Linked DNA regions of Mus musculus: region 2 is linked to region 1. A link is a loop called in an ENCODE intact Hi-C map of the cell type or tissue named here. Cell type or tissue: heart. All regions are shown on one strand. Links, peaks and the distances in the headings refer to the core of each region. The heading gives the core; the rest is flanking DNA.

Region 1 (5,510 bases), core at 180-5,179:
TGGGTGCTGGGAATTGAACCTGGGTCTTCTGGAAGAGTGGTCAGTGCTCTTAACCAGAGCTATCTATCTCCTTGAATTTTTTCTTTGAAATAAAAACATCACATTTTCCTTCCAGTTTTTGAAACATACCACACATGATTATCTAGTCATTCCACTATATCACATCAGAGCTTCTACTCTTATCCATTTATAACTTATTCCCATGAGTTAAATTCCCACAATTTTCTTCTACTTCCTGCTCCACATCTTGGTAACTATCCTACGTGCAACTTCTCTCAAGTAATAGGCAGCTGTGTTAGTTTGAGTTATTATTGCAGTGATGAAACACCATAACTCGGGATGCAGAAGCAGGTGTATTTCTGAGTTCGAGGCCAGCCTGGTCTACAGAGTGAGTTCCAGGACAGCCAGGGCTATACAGAGAAACCCTGTCTTGAAAACAACAACAACAAATTATAATAAATAAATTCAGTGCAATCACTGGCAAAATATGCTGTCATTAGTCTGTCATTAGTAACTAATGATCTACAGAACCAGTAGGGTAGCTCATTACATAAGTCTAATGAGCAGTTGTCGAAATCAAGTATTAAAAATAAACACCCAACACTTTTTCAGAATATATATACCTGAGTATACTAGGAGTGACTGAGAAGCACCCAAGTTCAAGAAAAGAGTAGGTGAGGCAAAGATAAACACACAAAGCGTTCTCATGTTGAGAAGGTTAGAAAACTTGTGTTTCCCTTTTACATGATTAGGACAAGTCACATATTCATAGCAGGTTTTATGATTTGACTGACACTCGCTTGCTAAATCATTAAATTTTAGGACCTTGGGCAAGTCAACTATCATTTCCTCATCTATCAACACCTTACAGTGCTTTTGAAACAGATCATACGTTTGCCAAACATCACACATATGAAGGCGGTGAAGTACTAGGGAGCGGTTCTCTAGTGAAGCCTGCGTTCCTCCAGTGCCTTTGGTCTTTTTGATTAAACGATCAGTGAGTCCGGAACTGTTTCTGGGGTACTTTTGAATACAGGCCGCATGAGCCCTGAAAGAACTCTTCAGACGACACTGTTCTCAATACCCAGATAAACAAGCTATGTCAGAGGATTCCTTTCTGCTCGAAGCTTAAGAAGTACTTCGGAGACGCCCCAAACGCAATCCGGAAGAAAGGAACTTCCGCCACACACAGGAAGGGTGGGCTACAAGGAAAAACCGAACCGGAACCGGAGGGGGACTACGCCAGCCTACAGAGGAAGGTGTCCGGAAGCGCCGGGGGACTACAGTTCCCATAAGCCCGCGGGGGCAAGGTGCGGGGCAGGCGTCGAGACAAAACGGACAGGCCTTGCCAGTCATTTGGCTATATCAAGGTAAATGCCGACATCGCGGCTCCAAGGGAAGAGTGACTTATAGTTCGCAACTAGATTTTTACGAGTAATCTTCCCAACCCATCCTAAACCGACAAAACTGACGTTCCCAGCGGGGCGTCCTTGAGATTTCCAGGCCACGGCACTCTACGCCTGCGGGGAGCTTCCTAAGTGCCTACAACGCGGGCATTACGTTGTTCACCGACCATCTCCATCCCTAGCCTCCGGCGGAGCTGGACGTGGCTGTGCCTGTCTCCTGGGCCTGGAGAGTGGGTAGTGGAGGTGTTGCGCAGCAGGCCGCCACCGCTCACCTTTGCTCTCTCCGCGGCCACCCTTGGGGCCAGACGGTGAAAGCTGTCCCAGACTTGGGGGCCAGGGCTAAGCCCTTCCATCCTTGCCCTTAATCCTCCCTTTCTCCCCTTTAGCGTGTTGTATATCCACAGAAGAGGTCAAGTGCCTTCTCCTAGGTCACAGAGAGTAAATGTCAAAAGAAGTTTTGAAGCCACTTTTATGATTCACTCCCTTCTCCGGTTTAACCCCGAGGCTAGGCATTGAGGACCACCGACTCTTGTGTTTTTCTTTTCTTTAAACACTAGCGGTATCCAGGGGCCACCTTTAGGACCTGGCATAGAATCCTAGCGCGTCACCAGGCTTGCTGTCCTCAGCCCGAACATAAACAAGCACCGGGTTCTCCACAGACCAACCCCAGCCGGAGCGCCTTGCAGCCTCTTTTCCCCTCCTCTGAGAACGCGCAGCCCGTGCACGTCACCGCGGCGGAGCGGGTGGGTGGGGTTTGCTGCACGGCGGCCGCGGCGGCGGAGGCTAGTGGGTCCTCCGGTGACTCTGGGGCGGGGCTGTGGGGCGGCTGCCCACCGACGGCAGAACTTCTCAGGAATGGGGGGTGTGATTGGTTGGCCGGCATCTTCCGGGTGGGAGAAAGGGTCCGCTATCACGGGCGGCTCAACCTCCAAGGCCTGCTGCTAGAGATGCTCTTCCTCGCGGTGAGTTGTTTGGCTGTTTTTGTTGGCTGGGATGTACTCTTAGACACGCCCCACGAAGGAGGAAGGAACCGGGCCACCTGAGTTGATGTGGCCTTGATTGGGCAGGCAAAGGGGAATTGACCAGCTATGCTCCTGTCATTAATCCGCTGCTGCGCTCGGTGTTCAGTTTCATGCAGGCTCTTGGGGAAGCTGGTGCTGCTGCTGCTGTGTGATTACCGCGGACAGACCTTGGGACCGAGGCCGGCGCTGGCAGCTGGAGATGGCGGACACACCGTCAGTGTATGAAACCAGATTTGAGGCGGCCGTGAAGGTGATCCAGAGTTTGCCGAAAAATGGTATGTGCAGTGGGCTCTAGGTAAAAGACCTTTTCCAGCTGCTTCTAGTCTACCTTATTTAGCGCCCCCTCTCGCTCTGTCATTAAAAGAAATGTAATTGAAAGAAATGTAATTGAAAGAATGGTATTGAATGCTAATTAATTACCGCTGATTTTTGAGGCCAAAGGCGACGTATTATCTAGGTTTTAAGTAGTTTATATTCTTGAGAACAAGTCTTATCACTTAATGACTGTGGATTTGGGAAAGTTAAAAAACAAAAACAAAAACTGGGGAGGGATGTCTGGTGCTACCTAACTCAAAAGTGTAATCCGAACCTTCAGAAACTTTGATATGAAGCGGAAAGGAAAGGACAACTATATTCTCGTGTAAAATGATTATTTTGACTATGATGTGTCAGGTACGGTTTTCTTTGTGTGTATCCTGGCAACAGCTTGTAAAACTTTTTATAATTTTGTCTGACCAGTGTTAAGGATTTTTTTTTCCATCACTAAATTTTTTTTTCAGTGTTCTAAATAGAGAAGCTTGGGAAGAGAGACTTTTACTTTGAAATTTTATATCCATTTGCATTGTGATTTACTTTTCATAATAAATTAGATTAAAATTATCTTAAGCATTTTTATTGTGTGTGCTAGATTTGTAGGCCAAGTCAAACATAACATTACTATATTTGTATAGTATTTAATGTCTTCCCACTTTTCTTTTCTTTTTCTTTTTTTTTTTTTTTTTTTTTTTTCGAGACAGGGTTTCTCCGTGTAGCCCTGGCTGTCCTGGAACTCACTTTGTAGACCAGGCTGGTCTCGAACTCAGAAATCCGCCTGCCTCTGCCTCCCAAGTGCTGGGATTAAAGGCGTGTGCCACCATTGCCCAGCTATCTTCCCACTTTTCATGTATCATCATTTGGCTAAAAAATTAGTAGTAAGCATAGTTCATTCCAGTAAGAAATTTTCCGGAGGCATAGTTTTGGAAGCTTGTAGGGCATGTGTTGGCATGTACAAAGCCCTTATTTAGTTCCTGCACACCTTCAGAATCAGTGGCACAGGCTGCTTTGCGATGCCAGCTTTCTTGGAGGATCAGGAGGGCTGGAGCTTTGATTTGGCAGTGGATCACTTGCTTACTGTGTAGAAGCTCTAGGCTCCATGGTGTTGTCTATGTTTCACTTTGTATTGGAGGAGAACACAGTGAAGACTAAAGGGTAAGTCCAAATAAGCTGAAGGAAGGAAGGAGTAATAAGACCAGTGTGGTGATGGATGCCTTTAATCTCAGGACTCCAGAGGCAAAGGCAGTTGGATCTTACGAGTTCAAGGCCAGTCTGATCTGGATAATGAGAACCTGTCTCAAAAAACAAAAAAGAAAATAGCATAAGAACTCAATTAGACATTTACTAAAAAAATTGTTTTAAATTTTATTTACATTGGTGTTCTGCCCCCAAGTATGTCTGTGTGAGAATGTCCGATCCCCTGGAACTGGAGTTACAGTTATGATCATGAACTGTTATGTGGGCGCTGAGATTTGAACGCAGGTCCTTTGGAAGAGTGGCTAGTGCTCTTAACACTTGAGCCACCTCTCCAGCTCCAGATATGGAGATTTTTTAAATGTTCCACTAGGAGTATTTATAGGAAGGTATGATTTCAGAATTTCATGTAAGTAGTGTGTTCACTTCTCTAAGCCCTGCATTTGATATATCTTTGAAAATTGATGTTAGACCCAATCTTTCTATTCTTACTACTTCATTATTTTATATTCTATGTATTAAGAAATCTATATATAATGGAATGCAGGCTACCCAGTTTGGGTTACAAAGCAAGATCCAAGGTGTTTTGTTTTGTTTTTTGTTTTTGTTTTGTTTTTTTTTGTATTGAGAAATTAAGATAAACTTGTTAAATGGACCTTGCAACAGATGTGGTGTGCTGTGTCTCAGTGATAGAGGTTGCCAGGGACCTTGAGTTTAATATTCAAAGAAAAAAGGGTGGGGGCAGGCCTGGCTGGATGACAGAGTAGGCATTTAGCAGGCATGAAGCTATCAATAATAGAGACAACCCCCCTCCCTGTGGAAAAAGACAAAAAGGCACGTGTGCTAGTCAGCACTTAATGCACTGTCCCTAAAGCTAACTGATATATCTGAACAACATCTGCTACAATGATGCTAAATATCTTTGTAGTTTTTTTTTTTGTATTTTGTTTTTTAGACAAAAACTTGCTGTGTACCTCAAGCTGGCCTCAAATTTGGGAGATTTTCTTGTTCCTGCTTCTGAGTCCTAGGATTTTGGATGTGCTCTACCATGCATGGCTTGTAATACTTTATTTAGTGACTTGTTCACTTGTATTTCTTTACTTATTGGCAGTATTTGGGATTGAACCTTGGCCTTTCAACATCCGAAGCAAGTGCTCTGCCTTTATGCTGTCTTTCCAGAGTTATTTTAAATTATTTGGTTGGCTTTGAATTATTTTGCAATGAGATCTTGAAGCTGTTGTTATTTTTTGCCTAACTTTTATTTATAGTTTACAGTAATGAGGGTGAGGGAGGTGCTTCCTTGGTTAAGAGTGCTGCTGCTTTTTAGAAGACCCAAGTTTATTTCCCAGTGCCCATCCCACCTATAACTTCAGCTCTGGGGAGTGCACTGCCTTCTTCTGGCCTCCTCCAGTACTGGCATGCACTTACTTAGGATGTTGAAGGCCAAGCTTCAGTCCCCAATACTGCCAATAAATAAAGAAATACAAATAAATAAGCAGTTAAATAAATAAACTAGTATAAGCCATGCATGGTAGATCATATCTATAATCGTAGTGCACAAATAAAAATAAAATTA
Region 2 (5,510 bases), core at 343-5,342, 150 kb before region 1:
TCTTTTCTCTCTCTCTCTCTCTCTCTCTCCCTCTCTCTCTTTCTCTCTCTCTTTCTTTTCTCTTTTTGAGACAGGGTTTCTCTGTGTAACCCTGGCTGTCCTAGAACTTGCCATGCAGACCAAACAGACCGTAAACTCAAAGCAATCTCCTGCCTCCATCTTCAGAGTACTGGAATTAAAGGCATGCTCCACCACTTCTCTGTGACAGCCTAGCTTTTTAAAACATGAAATCCTATGAGTAAAACATTCTGTGAACTCTAGCATTTCTGTGTAACAGAGTAGTACTGATGTATATCTTTAGTGTGCATGTAAAGTGTACGATATAATTTGACTGTATAATTTTTAACTGATAATTTGTTCTGGTAACATTAATATCCTGGGTATCAAACCTAGGCTTTGTGTATGCTAGGCAAGTGCCTAACTGCTGAGCTAGCTGTGAACTTTTTTATCTGTGATGTTTTATTCTCTTTTTTTCCAGGCTGTTCTTGCTGGAGATTTAATTCTTTCTGCAGCGTCTGTAGCTCTGGCACGGATTGGAAACACAGCTGTTGTATCTATGTTAGCCCAAGTTATTGAAGATTTGGTGCGTGGTAAGTCGGTTCTGATGTTTCTTTTTTATTTAGAATACCAGTTCTGGTATTTAGCCAGGCAATAAAACCGTATCTCAAGTAACCCTTCTCCTTCTTGATAGGTGAATTTCTTCAGCTAGGGTCAAAAGAAAATGAGAATGAAAGGTTTGCCCACTACCTTGAGAAGACCTTCAAGAAGACAGCCAGCCTGATAGCCAACAGTTGTAAAGCAGTATGTACGTTCTGTCTTTTTTCAAGTTGAAAAAAGCCCACATTTATTTCTTAGTGGCTAATTCTCCTAGAAACATTTAATTAGAGAACCTTAAAATAGCATCCTAAAATTCCAGTCGTCATAGAGAAACCATTACGTCCCAGACACTTTGTTGTTCTCACTTTCCTTGTGTTCTTCTGGTATGGAAATAATGAACTTTTCTGTCATATTTCCTCCCCCAAGAATCAATCAAAATATTTCCTAGTCTATGCTGACAAGATAGCTCACCAGAGAAGCACTTGCCACAGATTCCTGATGTTAGACACCTGAGACCTAAAAGAGGACAGAAGCAATTCCAGGAACTGTGTTCTACTCTCTGCACACGTGCCATGGCACACGTGTGTCCATACTCAAACATGTCACACACTTGTAGATAAAAGAGTGAAATCAAGATATTTCCCAATCAAACGTATATAAAATTCTGAGCAACTCTTTGTCACAGTTATCACTCGATATTTTTGACATTTTACCTTTTAAATTATGAAATACTGAATTATCACATAAATATTTACCTGGGAGAAAAATGTTTATTAGATTGTAGTAGTATTCTACATACTTGTTCATAAATAGTAGATCTAACCAATTTTATTATATCTCCTATATGTAAGCCATAATTTTCAGAGTATAAATTAAATAGTAACTTCTTCGCAGTCTCTCTGGTCCTCTTTACCTCCTCCCTACACTGTGCTCTCTGCCTCTCAGTGTTATCCAAACATTTGAGTCACTGTCTTTAATCTGTGTATTAAAATGTGATAGTCATTGTTAGTTCACAAATAACAGTCTCTCTATAAAACTGTTCCTGTGAGAAGCTGTGTTTGATGGTGCATACCTGTAGTCCTAGCCCTTGGAGGCAGAAACAGGAAGATTATATGCTCAAAGCAAACCAGGGCTACATAGTGAATTTTAGGCCACCGTGGGCTATAGATGACATCCTGTCTCAAAAATAAAACATTGTTTATCTGAGCATGTCCCAAACTAGCAGGTTTAGAGAAGAAACCTGGGCAAGCAATGGTCCCATGTAATAGTCTTGTGCGATCATGGCAACAAGAAACATGTAAGGTAAGATCTAGACTGTCTTGGAACACTCTTAGAAAATTATAGGGAAAAGGAGCCTTTTAGCCCTTTGACAACAATGCCGCTGTTTTGCCATGCTTCAAGAAACATACTTGTGGGCCAGAAAGAAAAAATGAGGACAACACTTTCTTCATGAAAAGATCTAATTGAAAGAGATGTGAATTGCATAGGATAGGTTGGCCACAGTCACAGCTCTTTGTCTTCCTGAAAAAGCTATTACATTTCCATTTGGGAGAAATTACAGGTATACTGGTTTTTAAGAAGACATGAAAGTATGACAGACATCTTATAAATGGGTATCATAATGCTACTGCATTGATGCTTTATTATTAACGTTTGGTTGTCAAATCTTACAAAGTTTAACCTCAGAATGTTTGCTGCTCTTAAAGAGGACCTAAGTTTAGTTCCCCGCACTTAAATCATGCAGCTCACAACCACCTATAACTAAAAAATCTGATACCCTCTTCTGGAAGATCTGGCTTCCAAGACCGATGGAGAAACATGCTCCTGTTATCCAAGTCTTGAGGCTGAGGCTGGAGGATTGCCATAATTCCAAGGCTAGCTAAGGCTGTGTATGTTAGGGGTGCAGGAACGAAACTGTCAAAGCAGAGGCTCTATTGGGGGACGTTTATATCATGAATAAGAGAAAGAAAACAGCAGAGGCATTTGGAAGAGTTCAGAACAGAGAGAAAAAGAAGTAGTCTGTATTTTGAAATGTATAACAGGTACTTGTGATTAGGGACTATAGGTGCCTAGAGTCTATCAGGGGCTTTGACATGAAGCCACGGGTACATGTCAGTGGAGCTATATGTCCATTCTGATGTTCCTTCTGCCAGAGGCAAGGGAAATGACTTCCTTTGGGGAAGGAAAATCTGTTTCACAGGTTCCTGAGGGATGCTAGACTTTTATCTAACCACCAGAAATCCTACTATACTCTAGCTTTAGCTCATTTCTGACATATGAATTGCCTGAGACCTTACACATAGTTTTAAAAAAAAAAAAACTATATAAAAAAAGGAACAATCCATCCTCAGGAGCTACTAGTATGCAAGAGAAGTTCACAAGTTTGCTGCTGCAGTTTAGAAATGCTAAATGCGCATTCTCTAGGCACATAGGAGCAGCTCCGCCTAGGAACCAGTTCACACAGTGGTGTAATCGTAGGGACCTGTGTCACCAGGGTAAGGCATCATTACTACTCTGCTTAAGCAGCCAGAGATAATGTGTGTGCTGAGGAGCTCCTGTGCTTTTCAGTGATTATCAAGAAAACAGGGCCTATGAGGTACCTGATCACCTGGGTTCAGTCCCTAGCACCCAAGTGATGGGAAGCCATATGCAGAGACACCTGTACACGTTAAGTAAATGCAATAAAAAAATTAACAAGTAACCAGTAGACATGTATTTAAACTTAGCTCAATCCTGATTAAAAATGAAATAGTCTAGGACTAAAACTTAGTGGTAGAGCATAGCTTACCAAGCATAAATTCCTAGGTTCAATCTCTGGTATTACCTTCCCCTGCCCCCAAGAAAACTCCAAATTTTCTTTTTAAAGAGGGAGAAAAGGAGAGAGAAAGAAGGTAAAGTGAAAAAAAAAAAAAAATGAAAGAAGTGTTGTGTGCTGACCACACCGAGGTGTGCTAGCAGTGCCCCAGAGCTGCCTACTTGGATAACAGCAAAATCTCAGTGCGAGTGCTCTGAATACCAGCTCTGCATTTAAGTGACCATGGATGGAAATACTCCAGAGGGTTAGGCATTTAAAACGGCTATTTTTATATGCTCTTGGTATTTAAGATGCAGACATATGACCAAAGACATTCATTCAAAGGAAATTAGGCATGCCAAAGATGGGAAGTAAGAATTTGGAGATAAAGATTATTACAGAACTAATGGGATTCCATAGTGCATTGAGAATTTAAAGGAAATTTATCAGACTTTATTTAGTTTACTAAAGACACCATTTTTTTCTTACTAAGCCTCCCCACAGCTTATATCTACATTCTATGTTTTTGGCCAAAAAAAATTTAAAATCCTCAGAAAGGGCTGGCTAGAGAAATTGCTTTGTGTCTTTAAATGATATTAAAATAGAATTGATGTTATTTTCAAAACATGGTTCGCCATTTATTTGTATACATAATCATGCCAAACACACTCTGTAGCTGACAGTTAAAACCACCATTTGTTCCCCGGGATTCTGGTGTGAATTAGCAACAACAAAACCCTTCTCTCCCTTTCTTGTATGTGTTGACATTCTCCCATCTGCTTCACCTAGCATATTGGTCTTAGTGCTTTGGGTTCTTCCTTCTGTTTCATCTTGCATAAGTAAGATATATACATATTAGTTCTTACTCTTTGTAACCTGTAATAAATTAGTAGACTACATAGTGTTTCTTCTGGCTGCCTACCTACACTATATTCTGGATGATTTCACAATGATTATAGAATCTTCCCTCTAAAACCAGCTGGACAGCTGGGCGTGCTGGTGCACGCCTTTAATCCCAGCACTCGAGAGGCAGAGGCAGGCGGACTTCTGAGTTCGAGGCCAGCCTGGTCTACAAAGTGAGTTCCAGGACAGTCAGGGCTATACAGAGAGACCCTGTCTCGAAAAACCAAAAAAGAAAAAAAAGAAAAACAACTGGACAGAGTGAAGTGTGGTGGTGCACATCTTTTTTTTTTTTTTTTTTTTTTTTAATCCCAGGAAACAGGAAGGTAGATCTTGAAGTTTGAGACACAGTTGGTCTACGTAGCAAGTTCCAGGAAGCCAGGACTATATAGTGAGTCCCAAAAGAAAAACAATCACAAAAAGAAGAAAAGAAAAGAAAACCCCATGGTTGTACAATATCAGTTGTGTGGCCATAGTATCACTCCTATATACAGGCATTTAGGATCTCAATATAATAGACTTACAAGCCACAGTAATGCCTGTGTGTGTGTCGTGGGGCTTGCTTTCAGTGTTAAGGTAGAGTCAATTATACGTGTAGTTTTGATAAGCACCATCAGATTTTCTTGCATAAGGCCATGTGCACCACTGTCAGCAGTTCCTGAGTGTGTCCTCTTTGCCTGAGGCGTCACTAACAGAAATTACACTAGAGTTTTCTATTTCTGACAATCCAAAATTACATCTCCCACTTCTTGAGTGAAGCCAAACATTGAGATCATTGATGGCCATTTGTGGCTTTGCTTTATTTTTTACTCTATTACTATTTGGGGAGGTTTCTGCCACAGCATTTGTGTGGAGGTCAACAGCTTTGTAGAGTTGGTTCTCTCCTTCCACATTTATGTGGCTTCTCAGGATTTGCGCCCAGGTAACCAGACTTTTGGGGCAGAGTACTTATAATTAATGCTCCCCTCCCTTCCCCTTCTCCCCCCCCCCTTCTCTTTCTCTTTGAGTTGTCTTTGTTTTTGACACATTTATACTGCATATTTGCAGGGGGGCTTGTATTTTGTTTGAGGCAAAAGTTTGCCCTGTATCCCAAGCTGGCCAACAACCAATGTTCTCCTTGCTTTAGCCTCTGGATTATGGAAATTACTGTGTTCAAGATCACAGTCCAGATCTTTGTGATACAATGTTGCATGTGTTTCTCTCTACCTGTTTACTATAT

Evidence for each region. Hi-C counts contacts between places; a loop is a spot of excess contacts. Peaks named below come from ENCODE experiments on the same cell type or tissue, not always from the same donor. Only the 100,000 strongest peaks of a DNase experiment are listed, where the experiment ranks them.
Region 2: it touches region 1 in a loop (2.0-fold over the local background); 5 of 42 quality-filtered maps call a loop at or near these places.

Annotation. Positions count from the first base shown.
Region 1 is chr2:23,066,917-23,072,426 of GRCm38, forward strand. It overlaps Acbd5 (acyl-Coenzyme A binding domain containing 5), which reads left to right and starts at 2,156. Exons shown (of 14, transcript NM_001355637.1): 1 at 2,156-2,368; 2 at 2,535-2,703. The coding sequence starts at 2,354. In heart, for the core only: CTCF peaks have their summits at 1,204, 1,405 and 2,755; DNase peaks (open chromatin) are centred at 1,245 and 2,145; H3K4me3 peaks cover 2,909 bases; H3K27ac peaks cover 2,375 bases.
Region 2 is chr2:22,914,724-22,920,233 of GRCm38, forward strand. Pdss1 (prenyl (solanesyl) diphosphate synthase, subunit 1) reads left to right here. Exons shown (of 11, transcript NM_019501.3): 6 at 479-590; 7 at 692-801. Among named protein-coding and RNA genes, the nearest start is that of Pdss1, 22 kb to the left of the region's middle. In heart, for the core only: no CTCF peak of the experiment used is centred there; no DNase peak of the experiment used is centred there.